Linked DNA regions of Homo sapiens: all the other regions are linked to region 1. The links are chromatin loops, found by intact Hi-C in ENCODE. Cell type or tissue: OCI-LY7. All regions are shown on one strand.

Region 1 (8,000 bases):
AAGGTCAGGAGATGAAGACCATCCTGGCTAACACAGTGAAACCCTGTCTCTACTAAAAATACAAAAAATTAGTAGGACGTGGTGGCGAGCGCCTGTAATCCCAGCTACTCGGGAGGCTGAAGCAGGAGAATGGCGTGAACCCTGGAGGTGGAGCTTGCAGTGAGCCAAGATCGTGCCACTGCACTCCAGCCTGGGAGACAGAGTGAGACTCTGCCTCAAGAAAAAAAAAAAAAAAATTCCAGTCTGAGCTTAAAAGGCAAAGTGTTTTGTTAAATTCTCTGACTGAGAACCTGCCTAAGCACGACACTCCATAAGTTCAAACTCAGCCACCTTTGAACAAGGAGAACCAATGGAGGTCATCCTGATAAGCAGCAAATTAGAGCCTCATTCATCATTGCTCAGATGAGATTCAAATGCCTGTCTCAAGACACCACATGGAGAGTGAGAACTATGGGATTCAACAGGAGCAGACAGCACATATCACTTCACATTCCATGATAAATAAATACCAAGTAGACTTGAGCATTCCCCCGAACGTGTACAGAATGAAGGTTCCGAAGATTTAAGATAAAATCTTGACTACTTGATTAGCATAATCTCCATGGTCAGAAATGATTTCTTATTCATAATGGTGCTTTATGTCCCTGTAAAACTTACCTTTTAATATCCAAGTTGACGTGTCTTGCAATGATGTTAAAAAGATTATGGAAATATGATATGCAATAGGCTCTTTGCCTGCACAAAGGCCTTTGGGTACAATTTTTTAGTGTCCCACGCAGACCACTGCTCTCATTTTATAGTTTTGGCTGGGGTATTTAATACTAATTGTGTCTGTAATGAGCCAGACACTAGAAAACAAGTTTAAAACTGATCGTTCATAGCAGGAACTTTAAAAAAATGCAAGTCTTGCACAACATGAATTGTCTAATGCAACACCCGGCATCAGCATCAATATGGAAATTTGACATATAGCAGCCTATACAAAGTGTCCTCCAAAGTGTCCCTGAGGTATTGATTTCCATAGTAATGAAACAGCAGCAGTGAGCAAACATCGACTATAATCAATGAAGTCCTTAGGCCCTGGTATTTAACATGAAAGCAAGTGAATACCCATTACATAACTTAAAATATCAGATGCCCCTGGAATTAATTAAGTAAAAGACCTGGAAGAATTTTATTCTATCCACCAAAGGCCATAGATTCCATAATTTGCAGTCATGCCTATATGGGTGTACTTGCATCTCAGGATCTTAATAAAAAAGGAGTTTGGGGGAGGAGGGAAGGTGCAGGCGTAGTATGGAAAACCATCATCTCCACTTTGGGACATGATATAGCTCTCCACCTATAGGAAAGTCGCTGATCTAGGCCACATATCTATACTGTATAATTAAATGTCATAATTGAGTTCAGATTTATATGCTAAGAGAAGCTACATGAATGCAGAGAAATTCATTCATGTAGCTTCTCTTCTCTTAGCATTTAGCCTAGTATTGACATTTTCTGGCCTGTCTTTTGTATACTAGATTCCTCCTCAAATACATTCTTCTCTTTGTGAACTTTGAATGAGTCTAATAAAATACCAGGGGCCCTAATATTTGACAACACAGTGATGATCCAGGGACATTGCAAGATTCTGAAGTACCTGCAAAAGCATCTGAGGAGGAGTCAATGCTTTTAGTTGTCAGTTTATTGAAGTACATTTTTACCATAATGTATTGCCTTAAAGTTTCATAATCCATGCAGTCCTTGTTTAACTAGTGTGTGTTCTTTCTTGACCAGAGCAGAAGAAGGTGTTTACTGCATTGCAAAATGACATTTTAAAAATCAAACTAGCAAGGGAAGTGCAGAGATCACATTTCCCATTGCCTTGAAATGCAGTCAGCTTATAACCTTGGGGCTAAAGCAAAAGAGAAACTGACCCTGGTTTTCATAACTCTGTGTCCCTGTTTGTAAATCATTTATATCATAGACAGAGCTGAAATTGAAGCCTTCCTTCAGATAGTGTCTGTAGCTCAGTGGGCTTTGCTTTGATAGTTTCCCTGGGTATAAGGTAAGCATGCATTCCAAACATTTTCAGAGCTGCCATTTGTCTGGCTTCAAAACTCTTTACAGAAACCCCAGTGGACAGCAGAGTAAATGGTTTATTCTGCTCCTCCATCTCCTTCTTATTCATTTTACAAAACAGGTTTACATTTCCAAGCTCTTTAGAAAAAGGTTCCAATCACCAATTGATCACTTGCCAAAATATTGTAATGAGCTTCAACAGACCTTTTATAATAAGAAAAACTCAGTTGCCCAGGCAAGAGAAGCTGAAAGTATGTATTTTCGAGCACTGAAAACTGAGTTAAGCTGCATAAAAGCCAGAACTCAAATTGCTTTATAGATACAGAGATTTTTCATCATTGTTGTCATCACCACCAGCGTCATGATCATTACCATCCTCAACATAGCTAGCACTCACCAAAGGCCATCTGTTTACCAAGCGCGGTCCTTACAGCCTCCCAGTAAGTAGGTTGCTGAGTCTGAATTTTCCCATCCCACAGCCCAAGGAGGAGGGATGAAAGAAAGTCACAGGTTATGAGCAAGGCCGCAATACATTTTTTTTTTTTTTAGACAGAGTCTCACTGTGTCACCCAGGCTGGAGTGCAGTGGCTCGAACTTGGCTCACTGCAACCTCCGCCTCCTGGATTCAAGCGATTCTCCTGCCTCAGCCTCCTGAGTAGCTGGGACTACAGGCGTGTGTCACCATGCCCAGCTAATTTTTGTATTTTTAGAGAGACGGGGTTTCACTGTGTTGGCCAGGATGGTCTCGATCTCTTGTACTTTGTGATCCGCCCACCTCGGACTCCCAAAGTGCTGGGATTGCAGGCGTGAACCACCGCACCCAGCCGATGATGACAATTTTTACCTGCCTCCCACCACTCATTTTCTGCTCACTCTAGATTCGGAAATTTGTCAGGGGAAAAATTTTACAGTGAAAATGTGTCTTTGTACTAGTTTTCACACTATGGTGAAAAAGAAAAAATCTTTTCCTGAACCTTAGAGACATTTTTCTACTTGAAATTGAAGTTGCAAATGTTGCTTCAGCTTTAGCCCCATGAGGATTCGCCTGAAAGCTTCAGAAGCCTTATTTCTCTGATGTGTCAGTCTGTCAATTGTAGCCACTAACTCCTGACCTTGAATCAGACAAAACTCCACAAAGACAGCAACAGAAAAAAAACATAGCAGGCTGGAAGTCATGTGGGAGTGGAGTCAGACCTCACTACCCCTACAAAGTCTACAGGAATGACAGGAGCTGCTTTACATGCTTTCAACATCATATGACACTTTGTAGCAGTTTGGGGTCAAGGCATTTATAATTACTTGCATTTTGTCTTGAACATTTCTCGAAGAAATTGTTCAATAAAAACATCTTTATTTAAAGCCGTGGACTATTTTCCAGTTATGCCTGGTACACATACGCCTTTTTAAGATGTGTGCCCTTTAAGAACTCTTTCATTCATCTGCTTGTTCAACAAATAGAGTGACCTCCTCCTAAAGACCAGGCATTGTGCTAAACACTGGGCATGCAATGTTGAAGACACATTTCCCACCTTTAGAAAGCCCAAAGTCAATTAGGGAGATGTGCAAGGAAGCAGGTGATTACCTGATTGCCAAGAATTCTGCTATGGAGTAGACCTTGTTCATTGGCTTCTGCAAAGGTACAGCCACAGCCCACTTAGAATAAAAATTACCCTGTTAAAGATGATCCTATTTACATGTATGAAAGTGCTTTTGAAGTATAAAGCATCATACAGATGTGAGTTTAATCAATATTCTTATATTGTCTCACCATGAAAAAATAATAGCACTGGAACACTTTGCCTATGCTTTTTTTAACAATTAATATTTTTAAATAGTCAAAACTGATTTTTTAATATGGGTAAGTTTCCTTTTGACATCCAGTGTCTTCACCCAGACCTCAAAAGGCATTTCCTTATGGGTCAACTCTACAATTAGAAGAAACCAGATATAGCCTGTAATCCCAGCACTTTAGGAGGCCGAGGTGGGTGGATCATCTGAGGTCAAGAGTTTGAGACCAGCCTGGCCAACATGGCGAAACTCCACCTTAATTAAAAACACAAAAATTAGCCGGGCGTGGTGGTACACATCTGCAGTCCCAGCTACTTGGGAGGCCAAAGTAGGAGAATCGCTTGAACCCAGGAGGCAGAGGTTGCAGTGAGCCAAGGTCACACCTCTGCACTCCAGCCTGGGCAACAGAGCAAGACTCTGCCAAAAAAAAAAAAAGAAACCAGATATCCTTGGGTTCTTAACTCCGAACTTAATCTAGTATTCTGAGGCCACATGTATTCCACAGGAAATATGCTTCTGTGTCTCTTCAAAGAGAAGGAATTATAAAGATTGCTTCACTTAGTTATCTGCAGCTAATAGAATCTTCCCTTCCCCCTGCTTCAAACCAGACAAATAAATTAATAGAGGCTAAAACCTACTTGCTCTTGTGGAATAAAAATGATGATATGATTGCTATTTTTAATCCTATAATGTCTTCCTTTTCAAGAATGTAAAAGATCTCTTAGTAAGGTGAATTGCATGATTAAGTTACATATAGGTAAGTTTCAGGAGGTCCCTGAAGTCATGTTGATGTAAAGTTATTTTTTAAATAGCAGTACTTGGGAGCATAACACATGTAATTTCTGTTACGACAACTACATAAAGTGTTGTGGTTTTTCATCTAAGATTATGTGGGATGCACGTCAGCCCATTTAAATAGCTTTACATGCCATACACCATTTCTTATGTTAGTTTCAAAGACTTACAGGAGATCTTATTAAAAATGATACTGACTGCTCTTTGAATGCTGCCAAAAATTGCTCCATATTTCGTGTTCTACCCCAAGCTGCCACAAGAGGGCATTCTTCCCCCAAAATATATGCAAGTAGGTAGTACCATTGAGTTCTACAAATAGAGAAAATAATATTTGTAAGATATTTCATGAGTTTCTTTGGCCTGGCTAGGAAATATTTACATTAATGTCTGATTATAAGATGATACTTTATTTTCTCACTGTGTTTTCTTCTCCGATTTTGAATTTTATAGGGTGTTAACCAATGGATTAGATGACAACCAAAAACTGTATATGTTTTTTAAGTAAATGGCTTTTTGTTTTGCTTTTGATTTATGATTAGCATTGTCTAATAAAATTGGTGGTTCATTATGTTCCATAGGGCTTTTTTGAAGAAGAAGAAGGTAAAGAGTATATTTATAAAGAGCCTAAGCTGACAGGTCTGTCCGAGATTTCCCAAAGATTACTCAAGCTCTATGCAGATAAATTTGGAGCAGACAATGTGAAGATAATCCAGGATTCCAACAAGGTAGAGGAAAATCAGTATTCATGCAAGTGCTAAGAATTGACTGAGTTTTTTATTCTTTAACTACATTAAGTTTTCATTTTCTGCCTGACGATGCAAAGTAAACTACAAAAACGATTTTAGATGTTTTGCTTGTTTGCCTGTTGGTTGGTAATTTGAGGGGAGGAGGGTCAAAAACATTATATGTGTTTATTTGGGTAACTTTTAAAAAGAGCTTAGTAAATTCTCTACGTCTCCATTGGTTATTTGCATTTGAATAGCAATCAAAGCCTGAAAGTAATTGGGCTCAGTGGTGGAATTGGAGAAAACAGCAAGTTGAAAATATTTATTCAGTTAAGGAAGTCTTCCCAGGCGTATTAGTCAGGGTTCTCTAGAGGAACAGGACTAACAGAATAGATGTATATATGAAAGGGAGTTTATTAAGGAGTATTGACTCACACGATCACAGGGTGGAGTCCCACAATAGGCTGTCTGCAAGCTGAGGAGCAAGGAAACCAGTTTTGTGTCCCAAAACATCAAAAGTAGGGAAGTTGACAGTGCAGCCTTCAATCTGTGACTGAAGGCCCAAGAGCCCCTGGCAGATCACTCGTGTAAGTCCAAGAGTCCAAAAGCTGAAGAACTTGGAGTCTGATGTTAGAAGGCAGGAGGCATCCAGCACAGGAGAAAGATGGAGGCCAGGGTCTTAGCCAGTCTAATCCTTCCACATTCCTCTGCCTACTTTTATCCTAGCTGTACTGGCAGCTGATTTGATGGTGCCAACCCAGATTGAGGGCAGGTCTGCCTCTCCCAGTTCACTGACTCAAATGTTAATCTCCTTTAGCGACACCCTCACGGACACACCCAGGAACAATACTTTGCATCCTTCAATCCAATCAGGTTGACATTTAATATTAACCATCACACTACGCCATACTTTACATTACATTACATTACATTAACCTTTGAACATTCAGTTACCTTCCTCTTGGCTCCAGAAAGCAAATACTTACCTCTTCTTTTAGATTACTCAGCATCTTCTTACACACTGTCGTTCAGTTAGCCAACCTCTATCAAATGCCTGCTGAATGCCAAGCCCAGAACTGAGAGATGAGGCGCACAGGGTCTTTTCCTTCTGGAGCTCACAGTTCACATGGGGCTAAGAAGAGAAGGACCTGTGCAAACAGCCAATTAAATAGATTACAATAAAGTGTCACCAGAGAGTCAAAGTCCAAGTTGTACAAGGAAAGCTCAGGGCAGGGACCTTCCTTAACAGCTCATTCTTAGTTGGGCAGCATTACATAGAAGGGATGATGTTTGAGTTAGTTTTCTGGAAGCAAAGGGCATGCTGAGAAGCCCAGCACATGCAATGATGGGGAGGAATGAAAGAGGGAGATATGTTTAGAGAATGGCAGGTCTTTGAAACACAGTTTGGATAGAAGAGTGTGGCAGAAGATGCAGCTGGAAAAGGTGGTTTGTGCCCAATGGCATACAGTTCTATTGGGCTACAGAAGAGTTCTTTTTTTTTTTTTCTGTCCTCTTTTACAAGCTCAAGTTTGGAGGCATCTGGGCATGAAATCCTTGAGTCTGGGCAGAAATTTCTGTGAATGTGTTCATCATTCTCCTTCTTAGCTATAGTCACCTTCCCCAGGAAGGCAGGCAGCTGGAACTACTTTATTAGTGGCTCTCCTAGGTAGAAAGTATACACAGAGTTCCTGGGGCAGCGTGGGGGGATGAGAAAATGCCAAATTTGGTATCAGAACAACTTAAGAATTCATTCCACCATCCCACCACTTATCAGCTGATGATCTTAGAGAAATTAGCTGGTCACTCGAAACCTCTATTTTTGATGTAAAATGGTTACAATTATACCCGCCTTACAGTGTAATTAGTAGTAGCATTACAAAATAAATTCAGGAGGTCCCTCAAATCTCTGGGACTGGATAGGCAGTGGATGGGTAGACAGATGGAGAAAATTGGAAGAAGTTTTAAAATTCTTTGAGGTTTCATTAGAAAAGCTGAGAACTCCAGCTCTTCCAACTCCAAGGGAGAGCAAGTGCAATTTCCTGGATTTTCTTAGTACCCCCAGCCTGTCTTCCTTGCTATTTGTCAAACTCACTCACCAAAGCAGTTTGTTTAAAAAAAAAAAAAAATGCATGGGATGACTTGTTACAGATAAGAGAAGGAACCTGACCTTAAAACTATAAAATTTTGCAATCATGTAATAGGCTTATCAGCTAATCTGCTAAATTAAACAAGGAATCTCCCTCCTCGGCACAAGCCCAAAGCCAGTGGCCTCAGTCTAGATACATGGGTAAAATCATAGAGGGACCAAAAGATATTTTTTAAAAGTTTTCATTTGAATTACTCTCAAGAAGCTTGCATTCTAGGGCTGGGTGCAGTGGCCCTTGGCTCTAATCCCAGCACTTTGGGAGGCCAAGAGGACAGATCTCTTGAGGCCAGGAGTTTGAGACCAGCCTGGCCAACAGAGCATAACCCTCTCTCTACTAAAACTACAAAAATTAGCTAGGTGTGGTGGCACATGCCTGTAATCTCAGCTACTAGAGAAGCTGAGGCAGGAAAATCACTTGAACCCAGGAGGGGGAGGTTGCAGTGAGCCGAGATCGTGCCACTGCACTCCAGCCTAGGAGACAG
Region 2 (8,000 bases), 170 kb after region 1:
AAGAGTCTCTGTGTTTCCTTTCATGGTATAAATGTATGATACATTTTGATTAAACTTTGATGCCTTTTTAATGTCGTCTTTAGAACTCTACATGAAACAGGGAAAATAGCCCCCAGAAAATGAATCCTGATGTACAGTCCTAGGAATCCAGGAATACCCAGAAATATCAAATGTGTGGGGATGGGCCGGGCGCGGTGGCTCATGTCTGTAATCACAGCACTTTGGGAGGCTGAGGCGGCCAGATTGCTTGAGGTCAGGAGTTCAAGACCAGTCTGGTCAACATGGTGAAACCCTGTTTCTACTAAAAATACAAAAATTAGCTGGGCATGGTGGCATGCTCCTGTAGTTGCAGCTACTTGGGAGGCTGAGGCAGGAGAATTGCTTTAACCTGGGAGATGGAGGTTGCAGTGAGCTGAGATTGTGCCACTGCACTCCAGCCTGGGTGACAGAGTGAGACTTCGTCTCAAAACAAACAAACAAAAACAGAAACAAATGTACAGGAATGGATGGCTCCATCTACAAGAGGCTGGCTTCTGTTCATGGAGACAGGGCCTGTGTAAGCCTGCTAAGTGACCCAGCCTCCCGCTCCCTGGAAATCATCCATGCGATGGTAACCACAGTGGCTTATAAAAGTTAAATAAAATAATAAGAAAAATAAGCAAGGCATACATGCATTCATACATTTATAATGTATTCAGGGCAAAAAAATCCATTCAAAGCTAATTGCTAAGCAAATTAACAGACTAACTGAATTGTCTGGAAATGTTTGTTTAGTTATGGGTAACATAATGCAGTATGTTAAATACAAACTATTGTTGACCCTAGAGGAACTTTTATTTAAGAAGGCGGAGAAATTATGCCTTAAAGCATTCATTTTGTAAGTGCTTTGCCATCTGTTTGGGTGAAAGACCATATAAAGGCCGGTAATTACCATTATCACTAATTATCTGTCACTAGAAATCTTTTTCAGTTTACCATTAGCATTAAACTTAAAGCAAGAAGCAGGCTTATTTAATCCTAGAGTAGATTTGTATTCTCTATAGAGACATGCAGTTTACAAAACACTTTGATATTCTAATGTGAACTTTAAGGCCCAAGATATAGTATCCAAGTCAGCTGTACCTCTGTACATGAAACTGCCTGTCCAGTCTTTGGAACCATAAGGCTATATAATGTGGAATCTGTTAGCTTCTAGGTAAAAGGCCAATTACCAGACAGACTCTCATAACTGTTAGAGATTAACAGATATTTCTAGAGGAGACTCTGCTCCTGGCATAGAGGTCACAATCGTTTACAACTCAAGATTCAGTGATTCTGGGCCATGAAAGAAAAAGATTATACGTGTTTAACAGAAGGCGAATAAAACACTCATTCGCTTACCTTATACCATTCACACAAATGCTTAAAACAGTAGTGGGCCCATAGAAGAAGCCTTATAAACACTGCTGTTGTTGTTGTCATTGTTATTTGTAGTTGTTGTGGAATGGCTTTTGGCTTCTTGGCTTGGATTTTTAATTAGGTCATTTGTAGAGATCTACTAGCTTTATTTTAAAAGTGCTGAGATAACAGATTATCTATTTTTTTTTTTTTGTACTAACTTACTAGGTAGACTCTTATTCTAGTTGCCTTCTTTCAACATTGTTTCAATTTGTGGCTTGATTTCTCTTTCAATGCCCTGTAAAATGAAATTAATCTGCTACTTGACTTGATCCTAGGGTTTACCCAAGAACCAAAGAATATTTTCCAGAAAAACTTGGCAGTTTCCCTCCATGGTGTATCCTCAGACATTAGAGACACCCTAAAAAATCTAAATGCCTGTCTGGCATTTAAATGCCCTTGACAATATGATAGCAGACTGTATCTCCAGCCTCATTACCTTATTGTCCTCTATGTAAATCTTGGGCTACAATAAATCCCAACTATGTAATGATCCTTGAACATCAGTCTAATTAATCTAGAAAATTTACTGAATATGTATATATATAAAATATCTTTGTTTCATGCCTTTGTTGGTACCACTTCCTCTTACAGAAGTTAATTTCTTCCATATTTCATATTCCACCCATTAAGGCCGTATAAGAAATGTATTTGCCCAAACTGCCTTCCCTGGAAAATGCCATCCTTCACCTCAGCTCCCCAGAGCTGCTAAAGGAACAGGCAGAGGTGACCATGTGTTGATCATGTGTTCCCTCTCCTACTTTCAGCTGAATTAATCATGTTGGGTGCAGAGCTGACCCAAACTCGACCAATCAGATTCTTCTCCTGGGAATCTGGAGATTAATAGAGTCAGTTCAACATAGAAAGCTCTGTGAAAGCTCATCTGGGTCTGTTCATGGGTCAACACTATGTCAAACCAAAGTCATAGGCAAGACAAAACTATGGATGATCAGAGACCAAGAGTAAGCAAAGAAAGAAAGTTTGCCAAACAGAAGAGAGCATACTTGCAAAACGATGCATAGAAGAAGGATCATGCAGCCGTGTAAAGAAAAAGCAATGATGATCCTCAGCAGCTCTTCAATTTGCAGCTCCATTCCCAGCTGTGTCTCATTTACGTGAGTGTACTATATCCTAAAAATAAACCTCTCTTTCAGATGGAACTAATTTGAGTGGATTTCCATCCCTTACAACCATTGAATTTTGCCTTTAAAAAAATACCCCTGCTCAGATGACAATTCTTTCATTACACTTTTCTGAATCGTCCCAGCTCGGATGATTCTTGCCTTGCTCTGCTATCTTGTCATGTTCTGCCTGCTTGTGTGTTCTCACTGCCTTCTGTTCACTGCCTCCCCACCTAGAGGCTTAACCCCCCATCCTAAGCCCCGGGATAGATGTTTTACTCTCCAAGGACATTGGAGAAGGCCTAGTTCAATCACCTAGCACCACTCTGATCAAAGTTAAAACAGATAGATTAGTTCGTTCCTATGACAAAACTCCCACCTCTACCCTTGCTTTGATAATTTGGTATGTGAGATCCTCCTAAATTGATCCTACCTTGACCTGACCAGTTATTTTCTGAAACCCCATTTCTAAGGCCGGGGACTCTGGTGGGCCTCCCTAACCTCGGGAAGCTGCTGGTGTTAGAGCAGTGGTTCTCAACCTGGAGTGATTCTGCCCCCCAGGGCACATTTCCACAAAGTCTTTTATCACAACTTGAAGGTGAGGGGTGCTACCGACATCTAGTGGGTAGAGACCAGAGATGCTGGTAAACATTGTACAATGCACAGAGCAGCCCCCAACAACAGAATTATCCAGCCCCAAAAGTCAATAATGCAGAAGTTGAGAAGCCCCATTTTAAAGTACTGGGCAAATGACTTTGAGCAAGTGCTTTAACAATTTTATGTTTCAGAATCTCCCTCCATAAAAATACAGATATATTTCCTGTAAGGATATCATAGGACTGAACACAGTGCCTTTGGAACTTTAAGTATTCTGTCATAATTATTTTTGCACAATGAAAATAAACGTGTTAAATGCTTACGCTATTAATAACCCTTTCCTTATACTAGCTATACATTGAGGTTGGAAAAACTCTTGGGAAAGATGAAGTCCATGTTTACTAATCCAACCTTTCAGAATTCTAAAGGCTTTGGTCATATACTCCTCTTGATTTCTTAAAAATAACATTATTAAAATAAATTATTTGTATTGGGGTAAAATATACATAATATTAAATGTACTATTTTAATGATTTTTAGTATACAGTTCAGTGGTATTAAGTATATTTATATTGTTGAGTAAACATCACTCCCATCCATCTCCAGAACTCTTTTCATCTTACAAAACTGAAACCCTACACCCATTAAAGAGCAATCCCCCATTTCCCCACTTCCTAATCCTGGCAACCACTATTCTACTTTCTGTCACTGTGATCTTGACTATGCTAAGTGCCTCAAATAAATGGAATCATACAGTATTAGTCTTTTTTCGATTGGCTTATTTCCTTTTGCAAAAATTTTTAAATTTTTATATTTTTTGAGACAGAGTTTCATTCTTGTCTCCCAAGCTAGAGTGCAATGGCATGATCTCAGCTCACTGCAACCTCCGCCTCCTGGGTTCAAGTGATTCTCCTGCCTCAGCCTCCTTAGTAACTGGGACTACAGGCACCCGCCACCACGCCCTGCTAATTTTTGTATTTTTTGCAGAGACGGGGTTTCACCATGATGGCCAGGCTGGTCTCAAACTCCTAACCTCAGGTGATCCGCCCACCTCGGCCTCCCAAAGTGTTGGGATTACAGGTGTGAGCCACTGCACCCAGCCTGGCTTCTTTCCTTTAGCATAATGTTCTCAAAGTTCATCTGTGTTGCAGCATGTGTCAGGAGTTCATTCCTTTTTACAGCTAAATAATACTCCACAAATAAGTAAATATGTACATTTTGCTTATTCACTGATCCACAATGGACATTCAGGGTGTATCTACATTTTAGCTATTGTGAATAATGCTTCTGTGAACATGGGTGTACAAATATCTCTTCAAGATCCTGCTTTCAATTCCTTTGGGTATATACCCAGAAGTGGAATTGCTGGTCATATAGTAATTCCATTTTTAAGAAACTGTCATACTATTTTTTACAGTGGCTATACCATTTTACAATCCCACCAACAGTGCACAAGGGTTCCAATTTGTCCACATCCTTTCCAACAATTGTTATTTTCTGTTTCGTTTGTTATCTGTTTTTTATGGTAGCTGTCCTAATAGGTGTGAGGTAGTACCTCACTGCGGTTTTAACTTGCATTTCCCTGAAGATTAATGTTGAGCATCTTTTCATATGCTTATTGGCCATTTGTATGTCTTTTTTGGAGAACTGTCTATTCAAGTCCTTTGCCCATTTTTGAATTGGCTTGTTTGGTTTTTGTTGTTGTTGAGTTTTAGAAGTTCCCTATATATTCTAGATATTAATCTTTTATCAGATACATGATTTGCAAGCATTTTCTCCATTCCGTGGGTTACCTTTTACTCTGTTTAGCGTCTTTTGATGCACAAAATGTTTAAATTTTCATCAAGTCCAGTTTGTCTGTTTTTCCTTTTGTTGCCTGTGCTTTTGGTGTTATATCCAATAAATCATCACCAAATTGAATGTTGTGAAGATTTTGTCCAACGTTTTCTTGTAAGAGTTTTATAGTTCATTCATATTCTCCTCTCAATTTATTTTTAGAGCTTTATTTTTCCAGATAAAGTCTTCAGCCTGGCCGGGCACGGTGGCTCACGCCTGTAATCCCAGCACTCTGGGAGGCCGAGGCAGGCAAATCATGAGGTCAAGAGATAGAGACCATCCTGGCCAAGATGGTGAAACCCTGTCTCTACTAAAAATACAAAAATTAGCTGGGTGTGGTGGCGCACACCTGTAGTCCCCGCTACTCAGGAGGCTGAGGCAGGAGAATGGCTTGAACCCAGGAGGTGGAGGTTGCAGTGCGCCGAGATTGTGCCACTGCACTCCAGCCTGGCGACAGAGTGAGACTCCATCTCAAAAACAAAAAAAAGAAAAAAAAAGTCTTCAGCCTAAACATGTGCTGGGTAAAATACACACAGATAAATTACTCACTGACAAAACCCAAAGGTAGTTAGTGTGTGCATGCACTCACACGTTTTAGAGTATCACTTGCCACTAGAAATAGAAAAAGCTTTTAACAGCAGTACAGAAATAATGCTTCTATGAACATGAGTATACAAATATATCTCTCTATATAAATAATCTATATATAAAATATATGTGTATATCTACACACATACACACACACACACATGATAGAATAGGCTAAACTGCTAAGCAAACCAAAAAAAAAATATATAGCAGTTCAAATCAAAAAAGTTGATTTCTTGCTTAACATCCAAAATGAATACATCCAACTGACAGCAGACTTTCCTCAACGTGATGCTTCAGAGACCCATGCTCCTTCCTTCTTGTGTTTTTTTTTTTTGAGACGGAGTCTCACTTTGTCCCCCAGGCTGGAGTGCAGTGGCGCAATCTCGGCTCACTCCAAGCTCCACCTTCCGGGTTCACACCATTCTCCTCCCTCAGCCTCCCAAGTAGCTGGGACTACAGGCTTCTGCCACCACGCCCAGCTAATTTTTTGTATTTTTAGTAGACAAGGTTTCACCATGTTAGCCAGGATGGTCTCAATCTCCTGACCTGGTGATCCACCACCTCAGCCTCCTAAAGTGCTGGGATTACAGGCGTGAGCCACTGGGCCCGGCTCATATCTGCTTCTTAACCACCTTGTTTTTGGAAGTAACACACACAGCTTCTACTCTTAGGTCTGGCACTAACTAGTCACCTGGTCATTCCTAGATGCAAGGCAGCTGGGAAACAGCTCCTGCTAGCGCAGCTGCCTTCCAGTAACTGTTCTGTGTCTGCACTGTCCAACAGGGTAGCTATTATGTGGCTACTGGGCACTTGGAATTTGGCTCGTCCAAACTGAGGTGCACTGTAAGTGTAAAACGCACACCAGAATTTAGTGACTTAGTATAAAAATAAGACTGTAAACATCTCAATAATTTTTATATTGATTACATATTGAAACAGCAATATTATATATATATATATGGGGTTAAATATATTATTAAAATTGATTTCACTTGTTTTAAAAATATTCTTAATGTAGCTATTACAAAATTTTAAATTACACATGTGGCTTGCATTCTATTTCTATTGGATACTGTTATAGAAATTAGGTTTCTCTGTTACACAGATTATCTATCTTATAGAATCAGGATAGAACATACATCTGGGCCACTCACAGAACTACAAGGAGGAACTGGAAAGATCTCTGAAATCAAAATGTGTACTCTCTTTTTCCTTTTTCCTCCCTCTCTCACTGATCTTTGTCTGACTACCTGCTGGCTTTGCCCTTTTTTCCTCTCTCTGCCTCTATGTGTGTCTCCGTCTCTTCCTGTCTCTTTCATCTCTGTTCCAATCCACTGTGTCCAGGAGGATGGGGTCATGTGGCTTGCTGCCCATTCACCAAAAGTAATGGGAACAGGTTCTCAGGAAGAAGGCACAGCTAGGTCAGACAAACTGACATGTTTGCTTAGCATATAAAATGTGTAAACACGATGTGGGCTTGGCAGCTGTCAACATTCCCCAGTTTTTACACTTAACAAACTATATTTGCTTTGAGGCCTTTTGTAAGTATTCTGTGTTGAATAGGTGACAAATTTAATCTGAGAGTATATTATTCAATTCGTGTCATCACTAAAGAAAACATGTAACTAATCTTTCTTTGTGGGGCTTGTACCAGTGCCCAGAAATAGTCAGCATCACTGACAAGCCTCAAATTTCCAAAAGTGTACCTTGAACTCAATGCCTATTCATATAATAACAGATTTCACCCATAAGACCAGGCTCACCATATGCATCAATTATATGAAGCTATAAAGTTAATAAATGGGTGACATACCCCCAAATAGAACTTTCTTATAGGTCTGGAGCTTTTAAATTTAGTTCCTGAGGGTCTTTTGGGCAGTCTCAATAAAGGGATGACCTTCCATAAATGAGCTGATGAAGAGCAAAGAGATATAATTCAATCAATTATTATTGAATTATTTTATAACCACATCATTTTCTGTAGTTTAAGAAATGTATCCAAGTGGTCCCTGTTAGAACATATATATGTGACCTAGAGATATTATTAGATTACCAGATGCTTTTATATCTTCAGCAAGTATTTTTGTGCCAGACATTATCCTAAATCCATTCTCATCATTAACAATTTATCAGACATAGATTTTTTTTTGGATATTATCTTTCCCGAGGAAAAAAATGGGGCCCATAAAAAAAGGAATAAAGAGCAGTAACTTTTGCTGAAAGATAGGATTTGGTTCACTTTAGAATATGCCCATGAAAAATGAGCTTTAGTGGGATGCGGCAGAGGAACCCCAAATAGCTCGGATGTGGACTAGGACCCTGGGCATTTGGGAGGGAAGGGAGGTAGGAGATAATGCAGAAAGAGGAGGCAGTGGTGCCCACCAAAACACTTTTTGCCTACTTTGTCATTCTGATGGA
Region 3 (8,000 bases), 420 kb after region 1:
GACTCATGTTAGTTAAGATAACTTTTCAGAGGGGACAGCTGAGGGTTGCAAAGAAAGTTTTCCTTTTTCCAATTTACACAAGGATGCCGTATAGGCTAACAAGAGGCCATGAGGGCATTTGCCCAGACATGGTGGGAAAGGGCCAGTGGCAGAAAGCAATGGCCTTATCAAGGCCATTTTTACCCAGAAGAGGTAAAGACAGCAACTGAGAAAAGGCAAAAAAGACACCTGTCATTGCATATGAGCCTCACAGGTCCCAGTCTTAGTGGGACTACCTAGAATTCCTTTGTTAAAAATCACTGCAGTCATTTTTATGTAAGATGACTCATGTACATCACAGGGACATGCTGATGCCTAACTGATATTAGTGTTAAGTGGATTCTTGTTTGCGTAATACTTTATTGATCATAAAAATTATCTTTAAGTGGAAAAACAATAATCCACAGAAGCAGTTAAACTATATAATAGAAGGATAAAAAATTTCTAAATACTTTTGCTAATTTTCATTCCTAGTTAAACTTTATGCCAAGCAAACTTGCAACCTACTAGATTGTCACGAGGCCAAGTTAGTTGGCAACAAAATGTAAGTTGCCCACGTATATAATTGAGCTCTCCAACTATAACAAGTTCTCATGTTTCATTTCACTCTTAGAAGGAATTGTGTGCAGTATTGACTCATAATTTGTTCTACTGGAGGCTAAAAAGCTTGTCAGGTGGCAATGATTTACTTGAATTAATCAAGAATGTACTAGTTTAAAAAAGTGATTTTTAAGTCTTTATAAATCTCCAAATTAACACTGAATAAAGAAATGTAGAACATATAAAAGGAAATAAAAATGTTGGATTCTTTTCTTTTTCTTTCCTTTTTTTTTTGAGACAGAGTTTTGCTCTTGTTGCCCGGGCTGGAGTGCAATGGCACCATCTTGGCTCACTTCATCCCCTTCCTCCCAGGTTCAAGGGATTCTCTTACTTCAGCCTCCCAAAGTAGCTGGGATTACAGGCATGCACCAACATGCCCGGCTAATTTTTGTATTTTTAGTAGAGACAGTGTTTCACCATGTTGGCTAGGCTGGTCTCAAACTCCTGACCTCAAGTGATCTGCCCTCCTTGGCCTCCCAAAGTGCTGGGATTACAGGTGTGAGCTACTGCGCCCAGCCTAAAAATGTTGGATTCTATCCACAATGGAAATCTCTTCCCAGAATTAATCTCTCCTTTTCCTACCCTCCCATATTTCCTTGTATCTCTGTAATGGCAATGATCACAGTTTGTCTTATAATCTATGCTATGTTGCACATGTACCTGATTCCTCTAAGGAGTAATGAGGGGTGATGAAGACTAAAGATTATTTTAAAAATTATTATATTCTCTAAATTACACAGTAGAATGTTTAGTTCATAAGAGATGTTACATAATAATTCTATGCATTATAGTTGGCCATCATGTCTATGGGTATAAATTTATTCTAATCATGTTGAAAATATCAATATTTCAAAACTGTCTTGAACCTTATTAAAATGTTTTAAAATGTAGATTTCATTATTATTCAATTGTGAATATTATTCATACTTATATTATGATTCAATTGTATATAATTTAATTATGGTGAGGCCAACAGATCAGGAGACAACTGCCAGACTGCCATTGTAAAGATAGCTATTGCTCACAGCTCCTGGTGGAGGGGGCATGCCACACCATTCACGGCCACATGGGAGAGCACTAGGGCAAGTCAGGAGGCAGAATTGGTGAGGGGAATAGTGGGCGAGGACCTTTATCCTGGTTTCCCTGGTGGGGTGGGCTAAGCAGGCTTAGGATTGGCTAGTTTGAATAATTCCAGTGAGCTCTGGGGTGGAGGGACTGCGTCTGGTTGTCTAGTATTTGGCCCTGGGGTGATTAGGGCAGGGGAATATTGGCCTGAGTCTGAGGGCCCTATGACAGATGCTAAAGGAGGTGGCTGGGTGTGGGCTCTGGGGTCGTTGCTTGGCATCTGAAAGGTGCACTTGCAGGTGAGTCCTTTACTATCTCTAGAAATTGGCTGGCCTGATTCAGGCAGTCTGTCTAGAGTCAGCAAGGTCCTAGATGTCAAAGCATCAGAATAAAAAGACACACTTAATACAAGTGCGGAAACTGCTGCCCAACATATAGAACAATCAGAATAGGAACGGCTAACACGCCCAGAACATGTGATTTGTGCCTGGCCTCGTGCCATGTGCTGTGCACCTGTGAACCCAGTTCATTCCCCACGACCCTCGGAGTTGTGCTGTTTTAACTTGCCCAGCAGTATTCTGCTGGTAAGTTTCTAAATTAGAAATTTAGAAATTTCTAGACAGTCTGTCTCTCAAGAACCAAAAGGAAACAGATCTTTTTTTTTTGAGACCAAGTCTGGTTCTGTCACCCAGGCTGGAGTGTAGTGGTGTGATCTTGGCTCACTGCAACCTCTGCCTCCCGGGTTCAAGCAATTCTCCTGCCTCAGCCTCCCAAGTAGCTGGGACTACAGGTGTGTGCCACCACGTCTGGCTAATTTTTTGTATTTTTAGTAGAGACGTGGTTTCACCATGTTGGCCAGGCTGGTCTCGAACTCCTGACCTCAGGTGATCTGCCCGCCTTGGCCTCCCAAAGTGCTGGGATTACAGGCGTGAGCCACTGTGCCCGGCCAGGAAACATTTTTAATGCAGGTGGCATGGGGCGGTTCAAAGAACATAGCATCATAGAGAGGATGAGCTTAGCGAGAAGGTGAGTGCAGAGTGGACTATGCATTCATCCGAATGGAGAGAAGAATGAAAGAATATGTTTCTAATGAATGAAATGTATGTACACACAAAATTTCATTAAGCTAAAAGAAGTGTATACTCTTAATGATACTCCATTCTGATGTTTGTTCTCCATTTGTCCAAATGAACTCAAATTAATTGCCTTACATTAAAATGTACTTTTCATTTATTTATTTTTAATTTTTAAAATTTTTTTATTTTACTTTTTGAGACAGAGTCTTCCTCTGTCACTCAGGCTAGAGCACAGTGGCACAGTCTCGGCTCACTGCAACTTCCACCTCCAAGATTCAAGTGATTCTCCTGCCTCAGCCTCCTGAGTAGCTGAGATTGCAGACACGCACCACCACGCCTGACTAATTTTTTTGTGTTTTTAGTAGAGACGGGGTTTTGCCATATTGGCCAGGCTGATCTCAAACACTTGACCTCGTGATCCGCCTGCCTCGGTCTCCCAAAGTGTTATGATTACAGGCATGAGCCACCGCGCCCGGCCAAAATGTACTTTTTCTTAAAGAAAAATGGAAGGGGGTTGGCTTCAGCAGTGGATGGGTTTTGCCGGTTTCCCCAGCCAAAAGTCTCAAAGTGTTATGGCCACTTGCAGGTCAGAGAGGATATCCCTTCTGAGGGGTCAGAGTAGGGACAGGATGCGTGGAGGTGATGTGATGGTGGGAGGTCCACTTTAAGCCAGGCCACCTGCAATTCTGTCATTGGGAGCACAAAGATGGAGAAAATGAGGCTGGCACCCAGGCCACTGCAACTGGCCTTAAAGAATCCCTACCATTTGTGGTAATTTGTCACAAGGAAGCCAATTTTAGACCATCTGCATCTTGGAAAATTTCAAGACCATGTCTTATTGGAGCTATATCCAAGCCAGTGTAGTCTGAGACCATGCCAGGAACCCACTCAAGAGTCCATCTTGTTCTAGAAGACTAAAACACGTGTCGAAGTAACCCCGCAAGGTCTATATCAAAACCAAGAATCCTTGGGCTTCCTGTAGCATAGCATTCAGTAAATATTTACCCAATTAATTCCGTTTCATTGAAGAAATCTTGACCTGCACAGGGAAAAGGTGTCACACATCCACAATGTACACTCTCACTGTTTTAATGAGTATTTGCAAGTTCCCAGGGCCTTGGGTGCATCTGTAGTAAATGAGCGGGGTACTATCGCCACCTTGCGATGAGAAATGGAAGTATTTTCATTCTGAGAGTTGATTATGCAATGCTTCATTTAAATATGGATTAGTTTCTGTCACTTGCTTTTGATCAGTCCTTTCATTTTCATGTTTTGTTGCCTTACATATATTTACAAGAATTTGCACTAAATTAAAAAAAATCTGCACTAACCTAAAGTTGGTGAAAAACACCCTCAAACCTTTTGAAGCAAGGAAGGGGCCACTGTCGCTGTCTCTACAAGTCCCTAGCCTATGTTTATTCTCAGATGGGCTGAACATAGCAGATTTGGGGCCAAATACCCAAAATACCAGGACATCTGTTGTAATTCCTAGGAACTTCTGACCATTTTAAGCATTCCTTCATAGGTAATTATTACAAATTTCTCTGTGTTTGTCAAAGATGATTGGTGCTACCTCCTATATTGATTTTACTCCTTTTTTTTTTTTTTTTTTTTTTTTTTGACGGAGTCTTGCTCTGTCGCCAGGCTGATCTTGGTTCACTGCAATCTCCACCTCCCGGGCTCACGCCATTCCCCTGCCTCAGCCTCCCGAGTAGCAGGGACTACAGGCGTGTGCCACCATGCCCATCTAATTTTTTGTGTTTTCAGTAGAGACGGGGTTTCACCATGTTGGCCAGGATGGTCTCGATCTCCAGACCTCCTGATCGCCCACCTCGGCCTCCCCAAGTGCTGGGATCACAGGCGTGAGCCACCGCACCCGGCTTCTTCTTTTTTTTTTTTTTTTAAATGAATGAGAGGATTATCTGTTATAAAATCGGGCTACATATTTTGTAAACCTTATCTACAGAGAACATTTCCAACCACTGGAAATTAAAATAAGCAAAATATTACTAACAGGGAAAACTTCACATTGATTCTAAACTAACATAAACCTTTTTAAAATGTATCAGAAACTAGCTTGTTTTACCCCCCAAAATAGGACGTTCATAGATTTTAAGGGTGATCCATCTCCCATGCAATATTCAATCATTTTATTCTCATGAATTGCTGCACGGGCTCTGTAATTTGTCTGCCTCTTGAAGGCGCTCCATGTGGCTGTGACACTATTTTGGAGAGAGGTTGCTGTTCTCATAATATTTCCTCCTGGTCTTTTATTATTCCTATTTCACTCTTCTCATCACCCTCTCACCCCGTCCTTGCTAGCACCCATAACTTTTAAGTGTTATTTAATATTGAGCAGGAAATATGCTTTGTTGAACATGGAAAGAGTGTGTATTTGTAGGGGGCAAAAACAGGCCTTTTTGCTTTTTGCTTAAAAATAAGAATCTAGGTCTTGTTTGCGGCAATAATTTAGATAAATAAAAAAATTAATCAGGATCCTAAAATATGGAAGGTACCTGGTATTTAAAAGGAAGAGTTGCCTGACAATATCTTAAACAGCTCTATAGTCTTAATCTTCTGGGGAGAAACACGAAGGAAATCAATCAAGAAATTATATCCTGAGTCGTGTTAAAACCACTCCCTCCTATTCTAATATGGCTCATTGGAACCCGAGTGGAAACAGGACTGGGAAAGAGGGCTCATTTCGCTACTCCAGAACAATACTTGGCTGATGGAGTCCTTTGGGTTTCCTGAGGGTATGAATTCAGGGCCCTGCTCACCCTGTACATCCCTCTGTCAGAGCGAGGTGGATATCCTGAGTATGATCATTGATTTCTGGACCTGTGCAAAGACAGCATGTCTTAGGCCCTCCTTAGAATCATGTCCTCCTATGCCTTAACACGATAGCATCCCTTTTGGGTTCTAGCTCTGAAAAAGTACGAGCAATTGAGAGGCCAATGAGGGCAGAATTCTCACATCATTAAAAACCCCCAATACCACCCTGACCTTTGAAGATTTAACCTTTGTACAGCCCCAGCTGAGTTCTTGCTGGTTAGGAGGTGCTAAGTGGACACATTTCTCCCAGGCTGTTTGAGGAGGCTCTGAATGCCCTGGGGAGTTAGTACACAGCTCCCACTGCACACCCACAGGCTCAACGGGTGCTCTTCAACTTCCCATGTGGTTTCTTATTGTCCCAACTAAATGAGAAGCTCTTTCATGGGCAGGGAAGTTGTCAAGTCTCTTTAACTCTCAGGGAAGCTCAAGAAATTTATGGGAACTCAATACATGGTTGGGACTGATAATCAGATACAGAATGAAGAATGAGGAGGATGGAGGAGGAAGAAAAAGAGGAGGAGGAGAACAAGAGGAAGAGGAGAACAAGAGGAGGAGGAGGAGGGAAGAAGGAGGAGGATGAGGAGATTTGAGGGATAGTTCTCAATAAAACCCGGGGCATCAGAAGAGTGAAACAGGGAGTCAATGTTCAAAAGCCCTGAATTGGAGCAGAACGATCGCACCTACTGTGATCTTGTCATCTTAGGTTTGGGGTCTTGGATTATCCACCAGCAGACAACAAAAAGTGAGGCAGCATTGTTCGTAGGCTAGGAAAAAAGTCAAACCAATTGTTCCAAAGCTGGTAATAGAGGAGTTTCTCAGCACATCCCTCCTGCTCTCCCCGCACCCCACCCCGGGCTCCCACAGCCCCCGGGGAATCATCAGCCCAGGGCGTCCACATGGAAGAACCGGGTCAGAGGCCACTAATAGACTAAGAGGCATTGCTGATGGCAGAGTTCCAGATTTCCGCCTTTTCCAGATTTAGGCATTTTTATTTTGCAAGAATATCCCCACAGAATGGTGATCAGGCACATCTTAAATTTCTGACATAAAGAAGCCCAGGGGCCAAGAATGCCTGGGAGGCCCTACATCAGGGCGGTGATGGTTGCAGTAGAAATAGCAGCAGCACCAGACAGCACCATTCCAGCCAAGGCAGCCGTGGCCTGAGCTCCTGGGTGGAGGCTGCTGCTGCTGCTCCTCTGTTCCTACGTTCAGAGTTTCATCCCCAGATGGAGGCGATCTGCTCCACCGTCGACAGAGAAGGATGAAAATGACCAATGGTTCCAACAAAAGCTTGACTGTTTTAGTAATGATAGTGGGCAAGTCTGGCAACAGGTAAAAAACAATGACCACGGTAGGTGGTAACAGGTAAGGGATGGTGCCAGCTCTGAGGTCTCGTTGGTGGAGCTCTGGAGGGGATGGGAGAGAAGAGGAACCAGGGTGTTCTGCAGACCTCCTCTGGGCCGGGTTCTGAGACGGCCATTTAGCATCTTTCTTTTTTTTTTTGAGATTGGGTCTTACTCTGTCGCCCAGGCTGGAGGGCAGTGGCACGATCTCAGCTCACTGCAACCTCCACCTCCTGGACTCAAGTGATCCTCCTGCCTCAGCCTCCCAAGTAGCTGAACTACAGGCATGTGCCACCACGCCCAGCTAATGTTTGTACTTTTTTTTTTTGGTAGAGATGGGGTTTCACCATGTTGGCTGGGCTGGTCTCGAACTCCTGACCTCAGGTGATCCACCTGCTGACCTCAAGTGATCCACCCGCCTCAGCCTCTCGAAGTGATGGGATTACAGGAGTGAGCCACCGCTCCTGGCCCCATTTTGCATCTTATTACACTAATTTATATTTACTTTTAATTATGAAATCTTTCAAATATGCAAAAGAGTACAGAAAATAATATCACAGCCTCATGTAATGACACCTAACAGAACAACTGTAAACATTTTGTCAATTTTCCTCACATCTCTTCTGAGGTCTTTTTCAGCTTCTGGGTTTTGAAGGGGTTGCTTTGGGGGCATGCGGTAGAGCCCAGCTGCTATAATTTTAAAAACAAATAAACAAGGAAGCCATAGCCAACATTTGGCTGCTAAGAAGGGCAATCGTGATGCGATTCTTGTGTCAATTCATATATTCTGTTTATTCCTTATTTTCAAAAGTACTTTATAATTTTCGGGTTTTTTTTTTTTTTTTTTTTTTTTTTTGAGACAGGGTCCTGCTCTGTCGTCCAGGCTGGAATGCAGTGGCGCGTTTATGGCTCACTGCAGTCTCGACCTCCAGGACTCAAGTGAGCCTCTTGCAACAGCATTCCAAGTAGCTCTCAAGTAGCATCCCAAGTAGCTCAGCATCCCAGCTAATTTGGATGCTGAGGCAAGAGGATCGCTTGAGTC

Evidence for each region. Hi-C counts contacts between places; a loop is a spot of excess contacts. Peaks named below come from ENCODE experiments on the same cell type or tissue, not always from the same donor. Only the 100,000 strongest peaks of a DNase experiment are listed, where the experiment ranks them.
Region 2: a loop joins it to region 1, with 10 times the contacts of the local background. A loop is called at or near these places in 3 of 110 quality-filtered maps.
Region 3: a loop joins it to region 1, with 4 times the contacts of the local background. A loop is called at or near these places in 73 of 110 quality-filtered maps.

What each region holds. Positions count from the first base shown.
Region 1 is chr2:224,775,510-224,783,509 of GRCh38, reverse strand. DOCK10 (dedicator of cytokinesis 10) reads left to right here. Exons shown (of 56, transcript NM_014689.3): 51 at 5,226-5,372. Among named protein-coding and RNA genes, the nearest start is that of CCDC195, 63 kb to the right of the region's middle. RefSeq lists an enhancer at 4,798-4,897. In OCI-LY7, a CTCF peak has its summit at 4,892 (motif pointing right); a DNase peak (open chromatin) is centred at 4,899; H3K27ac peaks cover 588 bases.
Region 2 is chr2:224,607,302-224,615,301 of GRCh38, reverse strand. It overlaps LOC105373909 (a long non-coding RNA gene), which reads right to left. Exons shown (of 3, transcript XR_923955.1): 2 at 7,984-8,000. Among named protein-coding and RNA genes, the nearest start is that of CUL3, 26 kb to the right of the region's middle. In OCI-LY7, CTCF peaks have their summits at 2,972 and 3,173 (motif pointing left); a DNase peak (open chromatin) is centred at 3,151.
Region 3 is chr2:224,353,494-224,361,493 of GRCh38, reverse strand. No RefSeq gene overlaps it. Among named protein-coding and RNA genes, the nearest start is that of FAM124B, 45 kb to the left of the region's middle. In OCI-LY7, CTCF peaks have their summits at 1,512, 1,714, 3,734 and 3,938; DNase peaks (open chromatin) are centred at 1,703 and 3,913.